Regions from separate parts of the Homo sapiens genome. Here region 2 is linked to region 1. A link is a loop called in an ENCODE intact Hi-C map of the cell type or tissue named here. Cell type or tissue: heart right ventricle. All regions are shown on one strand. Each heading gives the region's core, and the rest is flanking DNA. Links, peaks and the distances in the headings are about the cores only.

What was found. A loop is a pair of places that touch in the nucleus more often than their neighbours do. Peaks named below come from ENCODE experiments on the same cell type or tissue, not always from the same donor. Only the 100,000 strongest peaks of a DNase experiment are listed, where the experiment ranks them.
Region 2: a loop joins it to region 1, with 2.7 times the contacts of the local background. A loop is called at or near these places in 25 of 110 quality-filtered maps.

What each region holds. Positions count from the first base shown.
Region 1 is chr5:79,700,088-79,706,131 of GRCh38, reverse strand. The region is part of intron 1 of CMYA5 (cardiomyopathy associated 5); the gene reads right to left. Among named protein-coding and RNA genes, the nearest start is that of CMYA5, 13 kb to the right of the region's middle. In heart right ventricle, for the core only: CTCF peaks have their summits at 2,821 and 3,023 (motif pointing left); no DNase peak of the experiment used is centred there; H3K27ac peaks cover 3,813 bases.
Region 2 is chr5:80,072,164-80,078,207 of GRCh38, reverse strand. It overlaps THBS4 (thrombospondin 4), which reads right to left. Exons shown (of 22, transcript NM_003248.6): 14 at 5,812-5,930; 15 at 4,881-4,933; 16 at 1,160-1,353; 17 at 1-159. It overlaps THBS4-AS1 (THBS4 antisense RNA 1), which reads left to right. Exons shown (of 8, transcript NR_109930.1): 4 at 5,543-5,700; 5 at 5,985-6,044. Among named protein-coding and RNA genes, the nearest start is that of THBS4-AS1, 8.5 kb to the left of the region's middle. In heart right ventricle, for the core only: no CTCF peak of the experiment used is centred there; no DNase peak of the experiment used is centred there.

The DNA of each region.
Region 1 (6,044 bases), core at 1,320-5,319:
GAAGGCGGTGACTCCCCTGGACCCAGCTTTCATTATCTTGCGTGTGTCTATTATTTCTCGACCTGCCGATCCACCTGGGAACAAAGAAAGAGCCCTGTTGCATTGCGGGCTGCTGGCCAGATCCTGCAATAGTTCAGGGTACTAGTAGATGATGGGGAAGGGAGAGAAGAGAAAACTGACACTCGTCCATGTCCCACTCTGTGCCAGGAACATATGATGTCCTTGTGTATCTCCATTCTCATTTACCCCCACAGGTACCTGTGAAGCAGGTAGCAGTACCTGCTTCTTTCAGAGTCTGAGGCTCAAAGAGGTCAAGTGGCTATCAACAGTGCATTCCAGAGAACTGCTAGTATTCAGTTCTCCAAGAGAACTCCAGGAGAGATTGAAAGAAAGTCCTAGACGCTGATTGGTGAGATCAAACTGAAATTGATCAAGACTTTTTCTCTACCAGCTCCTGGATGATATATGCTTAAGTTGGTGTTAGGTCAATATAGACCTTTCTTCAGGTCTGTAGCTCTGTTCAATCAAGTTTAAAATATTTGCAGTGGGAAGATGTGTGGGTGGGAAATAAAAGTTCTTTCAATTCTGAAGCAGGTTTTTAAAAATTTTCTGCAGGCATGTTGTGGTGATTAAGGACTAATGGTAGCTTTGGGTTTCAGTGTTAGGGTTATTATTGATGTCCAAAACATTCCTGATTGTAAAAAAAAAAAAAATACTATATCTATCTATCTATTTATAGTATTTCTGGACATGTTGGGCATAACTCCAGTTTTAAGGGGTTCTTTTGGCTAGCTCTGGCTTAGAGCACATGTGTTGCCAAGGCCTGCAAGAGAAAATTATTTTATTTTATTTATTTATTTGAGACCAAGTCTCACTCTATCACCCAGGCTGGAGTGCAGTGGCACGATCTCGCCTCACTGCAGCCTCCGCTTCCCAGGTTCAAGAGATCCTCTTGCCTCAGCCTCCTGAGTAGCTGGGACTACAGGCGTGCGCCACCACGCCTGGTTAATTTTTGTATTTTTAGTAGAGACAGGGTTTCACCATACTAGGCCCGGCTGGTCTCGAACTCCTGACTTCATGATCTGCCTACCTCGGCCTCCCAAAATGCTGGGATTACAGGCGTGAGCCACTGCGCCAAGCCAGGAGAAAAATGTTTAAAAGCTGTTAGAAATGTTAAGAAGGGGTTAAGGCACTTGTGGTGGTAAGGAACAAACTCTTTCAGGCTAGGTTAAATAGAGGGTTTTTATTTTAAAGAAATAGAGACTTCTCATAGGTTCCAGGGGCCAGAGGTATATTTAGGCCTCCCAGTGAAGGGGAAACAGGAAAACCATCAGGAGTCAAGGGAGCTACTCTATCTCTGATGTGTCAATTTGGCTCTGGTCTCTCCTTGTCTCTACAAGTATTTTCTCTCTCTCTCCCTCTTTCTCTCTCTTTCTCTCCCTCTCTCTCTCTCAACATAGCTATCCCCAAATGGCACCCTCAGTAACAGAAAATTATTTCCCAAAGAGATTAAGAGATCAACCAAGAACAAAGGCAGGGACTCCTGGCTTTCAGAAAAGATATTTTATTGCTTTTCCCTCTTCTAATATCTATATCCAAGAGAACAAAAATAAAGGGGTAGGAAAACTTCTGCTTGTTGGCATGACTTGCTTTGATGAAGGATGGAGCCTCTCCTGGGTGATAGGACCAGTTCGAATGGCTTTCAGACCCTTGCACACAGGGTCTGCTCACAGGATTCTGGTCGCTCTACTTTGGGTGAACTGTTTTAAGGTTTCAGAAACACACTTGAGTGTGATACAGCATTCAGACCCACAGTGGGGGTCATACCCTTTCCCTATGGATTGTCACCTCCCCACCCTTCTACACTCTGGGATTCCTGCCTTGACAGAGAGTTTTTATTTAGCATTAAATACCTTTTTTTTTTTTTCCTGGACACCATCTTAGATACCAAATTATGCTCAGCAATTTTAGCTAATATTCTTCTTTACCACATCTTGGACAGTTTGGACAGTTTCACAGATGTACATTTAGAATTTTTTTTTTAACACAGTCTCACTTTGCTGCCCAAGCTGAAGTGCAGTGGTGCAATCGCAGCTCATGGCAGCCTTGACCTCTGGGTTCAAATCGTCCTCCCACCTCAGCCTCCCAAGTAGCTGGGACTACAGGTGCGCATCACGATGCCCAGCTAATTTTTTAATTTTTTGTAGAGATGGGGGTCTCCCTATGTGGACAAGGCTGGCCTCAAACTCCTGGGCTCAATCAATCCTTCTGCCTCAGCCTTTCAGTGTTGGGATTACAGGCATGTGCCACTGTTCCCGGCCCTAGAATATTTTTTGACTGACAGAAAAATTAATAATTTTCAAGAAAAGATCAAAATAAAGTTGACTAGATCTCCAAAAAGTTGAGAAATGTCCCCCAAACCTCCAAGCTAACTAAAGAGAATCTCTGCCTCCATTTCCAACTTACCAGAGAAGACAATCTGACACTACTGGAGTCTGATTTCTCCCCTGAACCAGGGTCATACATACACTCTATTATAGCCCACCTGTGAGATGGTGACAATTCTCCAAAGGAGGATTACCCTAGGCATACAGACCAAAAGGCTTTAGAAGGAATTAAATTCCTGATAATAGCAAACAGTGATACGATCTCAAAGGAGTTTTGAAACCTCAAAGCAGAAATACCAAGGTGTGTAAGACAGGTCATATTGAGGCCAGAGTGAAAGACTTTTTTGTTCTTATTGTAAAATGGAATGTCCATGCTGGAATAAACAGTGAATACTCAGATTCAGCTGATATTTAATGGGGGAAAACTTCAACCTCATATGGTTTTATCTGTTCACTGACCTATGTTGTATTTTCAATTAAATTTCCTTGGGAAATATTAACTAGTTTATTCTATTGCTTAAACAAAGTGTTGTACATCCACAGAAATAGCAAAATATACTGCATCCTGTGTTAAATGATCTGAGGGTCAGGTAACAAAATCTGAAGAAAAGCCTAGCCCGGGGCCCCCTGCTGGTCCAGCAGACATCTGACATCCAAAAAGACAGTTGAGCAAATGATCTCTCTTCCCAGTTGGTGAATTCCCCACCTTGGGGGGCCTGGGGAGACAGAGCTGACAGCACCAGATACTCTCCTAGTGAAGACCTTCACATCCGTTTTTAGACCGACTTGAGAGCTACTGAGGAAAGAAATAGATGTGCAGCTCCTTGTTCTCTCTGGCAGTAGCAGGGGTCCCAGTTGCTGCAATATGGAACTGCTGGTGTGGATGTGGCAATAGCACAAATTGTGACATCTAGTGCCCCAGCCATGGCAACAGTTTCCTCACCAGATGATTTTTTAAAAACTGCTTTATTGTAGTATGATTCACATACTATAAAATTCACCCTTTTAAAGTGTACCATTCAATGGCTTTCAGTATATTTACAGAGTTGTGCAATCATCACCACAGATAATTTTAGAACATTTTCATCACCCCAAAAAGACACCCCATGCCCCTAAAGCATCACCCCTAATCCCTTCCACATCTCCCTTCCAGCTCTAGGCAAACACAAATCTACTCTGGGTCTCTACAGATTTGCCTATTCTGGGCATTTTATATAAATGAAACCATACAATATGTTTTCCTTTGTATCTGACTTATTTTACTTAGCATAAAGTTTTCAGGGTCCATTCATGTATCAGTACTTCATTCCTTTTTATGGCCAAATAATATTCCATTGTATGAATATAACCCTTTTTTTTGAGACAGGGTCTTGCTCTGTTGCCCAGGCTAGAGTGCAGTGGCCGATCATAGCTTGCCATAGCCTCAAACTTCTGGGCTTAAGCAACCCTCCCATCTCAGACTCCAGAATAGCTAGAACTATACCATGCTCAGCTAATTTTTAAATTTTTTTGTAAAAACAGGGTCTCGCCATGTTGCTCCGGGTGGAAATGATCCTCCTGCCTTGGCCTCCCAAAGTATTGGTTAGGATTACAGGTGTGAGCCACTGCACCCAGCCCACATTTTCTTTATCTCTTTTTATTGAGATGGAGTCTCGCTCTGTCACCCAGGCTGGAGTGCAGTCGCAAGATCTCAGCTCACTGCAAGCTTCACCTCCTGGGTTCATGCCATTCTCCTGCCTACAGGCGCCCGCCACCACGCCCCGCTAATTTTCTGTATTTTTAGTAGAGATGGAGTTTCACTGTGTTAGCCAGGATGGTCTCCATCTCCTGACCTCATGATCCACCCGCCTCGGCCTCCCAAAGTGCTGGGATTACAGGTGTGAGCCACCACGCCTGGCCTCTTTATCTCTTCATTAGTTAATGGACATTTGGGTTGTTTCCATTTATTGGCTATTATGAATAATGATGCTATGAATATTAATGTACAGATTTTTATGTGGGCAAATGTGTTCATTTCTCTCGAGTACATACCTAGGAGTGGAACTGCAGAGTCATATGGTAACTCTATGTTTAACTGTTTGAGAAACTGCCAGACTGTTTTCTAAAGTGGTTGTACAATTTTACATTCCTACCAGTGTTATATGAGGATTCTGATACTTCCGCATCCTCTCCCAACATCTGTCTTTGCCATCTTAGAAAGTGTGAAGTGGTATCTTATTGTGGTTTTGTGTGTGTGAGATTTTAATTTATTTTTATTGATATGTAATAGCTGTACATATTTTCTCAGTACATGTGATCATTTGAGACATTTTACAATCAAGTCAGGGTAATTAGGATATCCATTACCTTAAACATTTATTTTTTCTTTACCCTAGGAACATTTAATTTATTTTCTTCTAGATATTTTGAAATGTACAGTCAATTAATGTTAACTACAATCACCCTACTGATCTATCAAACACCAGGTATTATTTGTTCTAAGTGTATTTGTTTGTTTGTTTGTTTATTTGAGACAGAGTCTTGCTCTGGAGTGCAGTGGCGCAATCCCACTCACTACAACCTCTACCTGCTGGGTTCAAGTGATTCTCCTGTCTAAGTAGCTGGGACTATAGGCATGCACTACCACACTCGGCTAATTTTTTTTTTTTTTTTTTGTATTTTTAGTAGAGATGGGGTTTCACTATGCTGGCCAGGTTGGTCTTGAACTCCTGGCCTCAAGTGATCCGCTTGCCTCAGCCTCCCGAAGTCCTGGGATTACAGGTGTGAGCCACTGCGCCCAGCCCTAAGTGTATATTTGTACCCATTAATCAATCTCTCTTCATCCCTGCCTCCCTGCTACCCTTCCTGGCCTGTAGTAACCACCAATCTACTCTCTATCTTCATGAGATCTACTTTCTTAGCTCCCAATGACTGAGAACATGTGATATTTGTCTATCTGTGCTTGGCTTATTTCCCTTAACGTAATGATCTCCAGATCCATCCACATCTCTGCAAATGATAGAATTTCATTGCTTTTTATAGCCGAATAATATTCCATTGTGTCTATATATCCCATTTTCCTTATCCACTCATCCATTAATAGACACTTAGGCTTTGTTGTGGTTTTATTTGACATTTATCTGATGGATAATGATGTTGACCATCTTTTCATGTGCTCACTGGACATCTGTATATTTTCTTTAGAGAACTTCTATTCAGATCCTTTGCCTATTTTTAAATTGGGTTGTCTTTTTAAAATTGAGTTGAAATAATTCATCAGACCAGTTTTAAGGCATGGTTTGAGGGGCTGTTCCTGTTTAATGACTAGTTCTCCAACCTTCCCATGATTTATGAGCTACCAACCAATTTTCTGCTTAAATTGAGCAGTTTACTTCTATTGCAAATCAAAACTAACTGGCGAAGATTCTGGAACCCAAGGCAGCACCTCTCACCTACAGAAAATAACTTACGTAAGGCTTTCCTAGCAAACTGAAACCTGTTTGGTGGCAGTGTTGTCACTAAAGCCTGGGTTTCTGAATTCATGATTCTAAAGTGTTAAACTATGCAAACTCAGTCAAAGGAAACTTATGAGATTGACAAGTGAAAACTGTAGCAGGTTGAGCAGCAAGTATGAACTGAACAGAAAGAGAAAGAAAAATATAAGAGTGGTTGCCATTT
Region 2 (6,044 bases), core at 1,047-5,046, 370 kb before region 1:
TGGGATCGATCTGGGCATCCCCTTCAGGATCCAGGACCACGGTCTGGTAAGCCCTGAAGTCGGTCAGGGTGACCTCTGCGTTCTCTGGGCAGACGTCGATCCGATCGATGACCTGGTCCTGGTCAAAGTCAGACTCACAGATGTCTCCCACTCCGTCGCCTGAGTGGGGTGGAGAAAGGACAGGAGCTCAATAGCGCTCACACCCACCGCCACTCCTTGGCAGGGAAGGGGGCTGCATGAGGAACAGAAGGGCTCAAGCTCCCACAACCAGGGCCATGATTTCCCATCAGTGTTGGGAGAGGAGCCCTGGGGACATGTCTGAGCTGGTGCCAGGCCCCATTCTGGAGTCCTTGTACTGGGTGACCAGGCCAGTCCTCCCAGAGTTTTTTGAAAGATCAATTTGAGCAGTTGCCCTCCACTCTGTCCTCAAGAAGTTCTTATTACCTACAGTTGAGTTCACCAACTGGTGGATCTTAAGCTTGACCTCACATAAGCAAATGTCTACAGCACTTTCTGGACTGTAATGTGTAGAAAACAGGGAAATTATTGTTACCAGAATATCTCTAACACTAACTTCTGGTGGCCCCCACGTGTGTGTTGTTCAGCTAACGTGCTGGCATTTTTGCATGTGCACTGCTGTGGATGGGCATGCCCTCTCCAGGTCACTTCAGTCCCCAACACTCCCTGCTGTCTCATGTCTGGCTTGGTGCAGACATTTTCTTATCTGCCTGGCACCTGCAGGCATCTGTGTTTGTGAACCCAGCATATACCACTTCTACTGTGCCATTCTCTCTATCCTGCTCCTTTTCTGGGACTCCCAGTGGAAGGTGGCAGGTGACAGGTAAGATGGTGGAGCAGCTCTCCAAGCCCTTTGGGGACTGAGCCACAGTGTGTGGCTGCTTCCCTGACCTGTGTGATGGCATCCTAGGGTTGTTCAGGAAGATGCAAAGCAGCTCAGTCCTGACTGAGTTGGAGACTGGTGTCTACCAGATATCTGCTGTCCACACAAGCTGCAGCTATGCAGAGAAGCTGGGTGTAGAGAAGCAGCTGATGGGAGCTGGGGATATTCTGAGTTGGTGCCTGGAGAGAGGCGTGCCCCCATGTGCCTGGCTGAAGGGAGCCCAGGGGTGCTGTGCAGCTCTGGGCTGAGCCTGCTTACTGTTGCTATCCTCCTGGGCTGGGTTGGGGACCAGCCGGCAGTTGTCTGGTCCAGGGGGCACCAGGTCTGGGATACCATCATTGTCATCATCATCATCACACTCGTCACCAATTCCATCCTTATCGGTGTCCAGCTGGGCACTGTTAATGACGGTGGGGCAGTTGTCTGTGCTGTCCTGGTGCCCATCTCCATCACTGCAGGAGAAAGGACAGGTGATGTGGCTCACAGTTCAGCAGGGAACAGGAAGGATCCATTTTTAGGAAGGAGAGTCTGTGCTTGAGGTTTTTTTTAAACCAGGGTTGGCTCTTAAAATCAAACCCACTGGGGTCATTCCCTTAGATAAGGCTGCCCTATGGGCCTCAGAGACAATTTTCCCATCCCCAACCTCTTAAAACAAGTGAGTCATTTCCTACTAAAGAAGATAAGGGTCTATTTCTATGATTTATGACCAGATGCTCCTATCAGTCAGTCCCTGGGAACTGCTAGATGATACTCAACTCAGAGGATGTGTGAGGGGAACAATGACAGGCAGTGGAACCAGACAGCCTCAGTGTAAATCCTGGCTCAGCCACTGTGCCCAGCGTGTGACCTCAGGCATGACACCTGACCTCTCTATGGCTCAGTGTCCTCATCTGTAAAATGAGAATAGTACCTACCTCATAGAGTTGTTATGGAGATTAAATGATGAAAATCAGAATGTTGCATATTAAATTTCAATATATGAAAAAGTGCTGACTCTTAGGAAGCCCTACAGTGTTTTCCGTTATATTACTCTTCACAATCCCTGGCTAGTGGATCCAATGAGGATTCAGACCTGAACGCCATGGGGAGAAGGGCAAAGTGAACAGGGCCACGCCTTCTCGAGGAGAGTGTGTAGGCCGGGCTCAGTGCTGGTCTAAAGGACTTCTCAGAACTCTCCTTCTCTGTCCACCTGACTTTCTGGGCTGAGGGGCCACCTGAAGATGAGTCTGCCCTGCCTCCAAGAGGTGTCCTGGAGTCTGAGACCTCTCATGGTTACTCTGGAAAAGAATGAGCACTCCTTTAGACCTGGTCCACCTGCGGCCTGTCCTGGGCCAGGAGCTGCCCCTGCACCCTTTTGGAGAGGGAAGCCAGGGACCAGACCATGCTCTAGGGCCACACCTACCACATGGTACAGGGGGACAGAAAGGGTCCAGTGAAAGTGAAGTCAGCCTTGACAAGCAGAAAATGATGTGGCTCAAACAGCAGAATCCCTGTGCATGCAGCAGGTCTGCTTTATAAAACACAAGACTGAGCTATTTCCATTAGCAGCCGTTCTATGTAGCCCTGAACATTTTTATGCAAAAACAAGCAGTTCCTATCCTCTTCTCCAAGGTTCAACTTTGTGGGAATTAAAACATAGCAGAATGAGTCATTTGTTTTGGGCAAATATCTAGAGGCTGGTGGGACAGGATATTTTAGAAATTAATGTAGATAGTAGTCAGAGTGCAAGATGACCTGCACCAGGGAACATTCTTGACGCACATCATTTAGGGCAGTTGTCAGGATACAGTCCCACCTTCCTCTCGGAAGAGGAGAGGGACATCTGATGTCAGGCTCTGTTGCTGATGTGCCTTTCCTTGTACTGTGATACCAATAATAACACGGCCCCTGTTTTCTGCATGTCACCCTTGGGCCAGCACTGTGCCGGGAGCTTTACCTACATTATCTTGATTTTTCACCATAACCTGTGCGATGCATTTATTTATCTCCTCTTTGCAGATGAAGAAGTTGAGATGTGAAGAGACTGGGAAATATGTTTAAGTTCACTTAGCTAGTACAGTCAGGCCTCTGTATCCGCGGTTCCGTATCCGCAGATTCAACCAACTGAGGATTGAAAAGATTTGAAAAAGAACAATAAAAAATAACACCAAAAAAATACAAATAAGAAACCAATGCAGTATAATAACTATTTACCTAGCATTTACATTGTATTAGGTATTAAGTAATCTAGAGAGGATTTTTAAAGCATATAGGAGGACAGGTATAGGTTATATGCAGATATTACATCATTTTATATAAGGGACTTGAGTATTTGAGGATTTTGGTATCCTGGGGGCAGAGGGGTATCCTGGGACCAATACCCTGGGACACTGAGGGATGACTATATGTACTTTGCAGCAAGGACACAGAGCATAATGAAAGAGATGCACACTTTGGGAGGATGAGGCAGGTGGATCACTTGAGGCCAGGAGTTCGAGACCAGCCTGGCCAACATGGTGAAACTCTGTCTCTACTAAAAATACAAAAATTAGCCAGCATGGTGGCACACACCTGTAATCCCAGGTACGTGGGAGTCTGAGGCATGAGAATTGCTTGAACCCAGGAGGTGGAGGTTGCAGTGAGCCGAGATCACGCCAGCCTGGGTGACAGAGCAAGACTCCATCTCAAAAAAAAAAAAAAAGAGAGAGAGAGCTGTGGCTTCATAGGAGCTGTCCTTGAGTAAGGTTTGGGTCAGGAACTGGTTTTCTGCAGGGCAACCTCTGATCCAGGTATCAGGAGAGAAATTGCATCTTTTTTTGCTTTCTCTTTTAGAATCCTTTCCCTCTCATCCTTGTCCTGGCTGCCTTTGTAAGAATTCCCTATGGAGACAAAAGGGTTTAGAACCTTGGGTTGCAGGTGCCGCTAGGGCTGAGTGACACACGTCTGTTTTTGGTGATGTTCTTCCAGAATCTGATCAGTTGATCCAGCCTTGAGTCTTAATGTGGGACTCCATCGTGTTGAGCTAGGAGGGTTCACAAAACTCACTTCCACAGAACAATTCCACTTAAATAAGGAAAACTGAATTAAAAAAATTTCAAGGACCAGGAAATAATAGCAATCCCTCAGCAAACTGACAGCCTTCTATTTTGGGATGATGGTGAAGTTTTCCTGAGCTGAAAGAATATAAAAATAAAAGAGCTAATGTCTATTGAGTGCTATGTATATAACAGAAACCATAATGAGCACTTTCCATGGATCAACTCAATCTTCACGATGGTCCTATGAGCTAGATCTATTGTCATCCTCATTTTACAGATGAGAAAATTGAGGCAAAAGTATTAGGTAATTTGCCTAAGGTTAGCTGGCATGTAAGAGAAGGAGCTGAAATTTATATCTAGCTGTCTTATTCCAGAGCCCATCTGTGAAGCATGATGCTATATTACCTCTCCTGAAATAGATCTCACTTGCTGGAGTGCCTAGTAACCTATTCTGACACCGTTATACCCTATACAGAACTTTCAGGGAGAATTTTCATGGTAATTCTGACCAGAGGCAGGGCTATTATCCCACCAGCAGCTCAGTCCACCCAGAAAGATCCCAAGGAATGGAGCAGCAGGAAGTTCTGAAATTTAAAACCCTCTCCGGGCTGGGCACAGTGGCTCACGCCTGTAATCCCAGCACTTTGGGAGGCCGAGGCGGGCAGATCACAAGGTCAGGAGATCGAGACCATCCTGGCTAACATGGTGAAACCCCGTCTCTACTGAAAATACAAAAAAATTAGCCAGGCATGGTAGCGGGCGCCTGTAGTCCCAGCTACTTGGGAGGCTGAGGCAGAAGAATGGCATAAACCTGGGAATCGGAGCTTGCAGTGAGCCGAGATTGCACCACTGTACTCCAGCCTGGGTGATAGAGTGAGACTCCGCCTCAAAAAAAAAAACAAACCAAAAACCCTCTCCGGATGTTTGCATCTGTCTCTCTGCAGTTGGGAGACATGCCATACCTGTCCTGATTGGTGTCACAGGAGTCCCCAACCAGATCATTATCCACATCAGACTGCAAAGAGAACAGCACATGTTATTTATTCCTGGGCCTGCATGTACCGAATGTTCCAGAGAAGGCAGACCTCACCCATCATCATTGGATTTGGGGAATTATTTCTCTGGAACCGGGGTGGTGCAAAACTGCAAAAGGACAACACCATATTGGTGTAGGCACAATGCTGAATTTTCAAAAAAGCCTTCTAAAATATCAAGCTACATGGATGGGCTGCCCACACACCAGATGAGCTGATTGGAAAGGGGCGCTGGGGTAGCATGGTGGCAGGTGGAGGCATGGAACTCTGGCACGGGTCACAGGGAGCCAGCCATAGGCATGGGGAGAAGGCAGGTTGATTTTGCTTTGCTTCTGCAATTTGCAATTTGGCCAAAATCATGAGTGAGTCACAGAGGGCAACCATGACTCCCCTCTCTCAGGGCTTTAAAAATAAATGACACATCATACCCAATTATCCAGACAGGGAGGAGGAGTGAGAAGGGAGATGCAACACATCCCTGGCTGAACTTAATCTGAAATGTCCATACATAGGCTGTGTAGGGGTTTAGGGACTAAAGGGACACAAGGCTCCCAATGGTTAATTTCCATGCTCCGTTTTCCTTTCTGCAGGAAAAATACTTGTATTGAGCATCATGAAGTTCGTGTTACTAACCTCACAGGCAATCGACAGCCTGGGAGATAGTCCCTAGGGCTTCAGATCTTGTGTGGTGTTCATCCCACCATCTTCAGGCCCACAGTGTGTCATTTTTCCACCTCTGCTTTGTTAGGTAAGTGGCAACAGCTAAGAGGCTCTGCTGTTTTTCTAGACACCCGTCTTAAATGAGTCTTTGCATAGAGGAATTCAGCCTGGAGTTTGAATTCCCCAGTATCCTACTAACCTGGTTAGGGTTGCTGACATCAGGACAACTGTCACAGGCATCCCCCACACCATCACCATCCTTGTCCCGTTGGTCACGATTGGGAAATTTTGGGCAGTTGTCCAGAATGTTTTTTATTCCTGTGAGAAAGAAATGCTACCTTGAGTCAGGGGAATGTCACTGACTTCTTCTAGGTGCTGGAGAGATCAGGCGCATGGTGAGTCACTTCTGCCTGGGCCAGTGTCACACAGAGA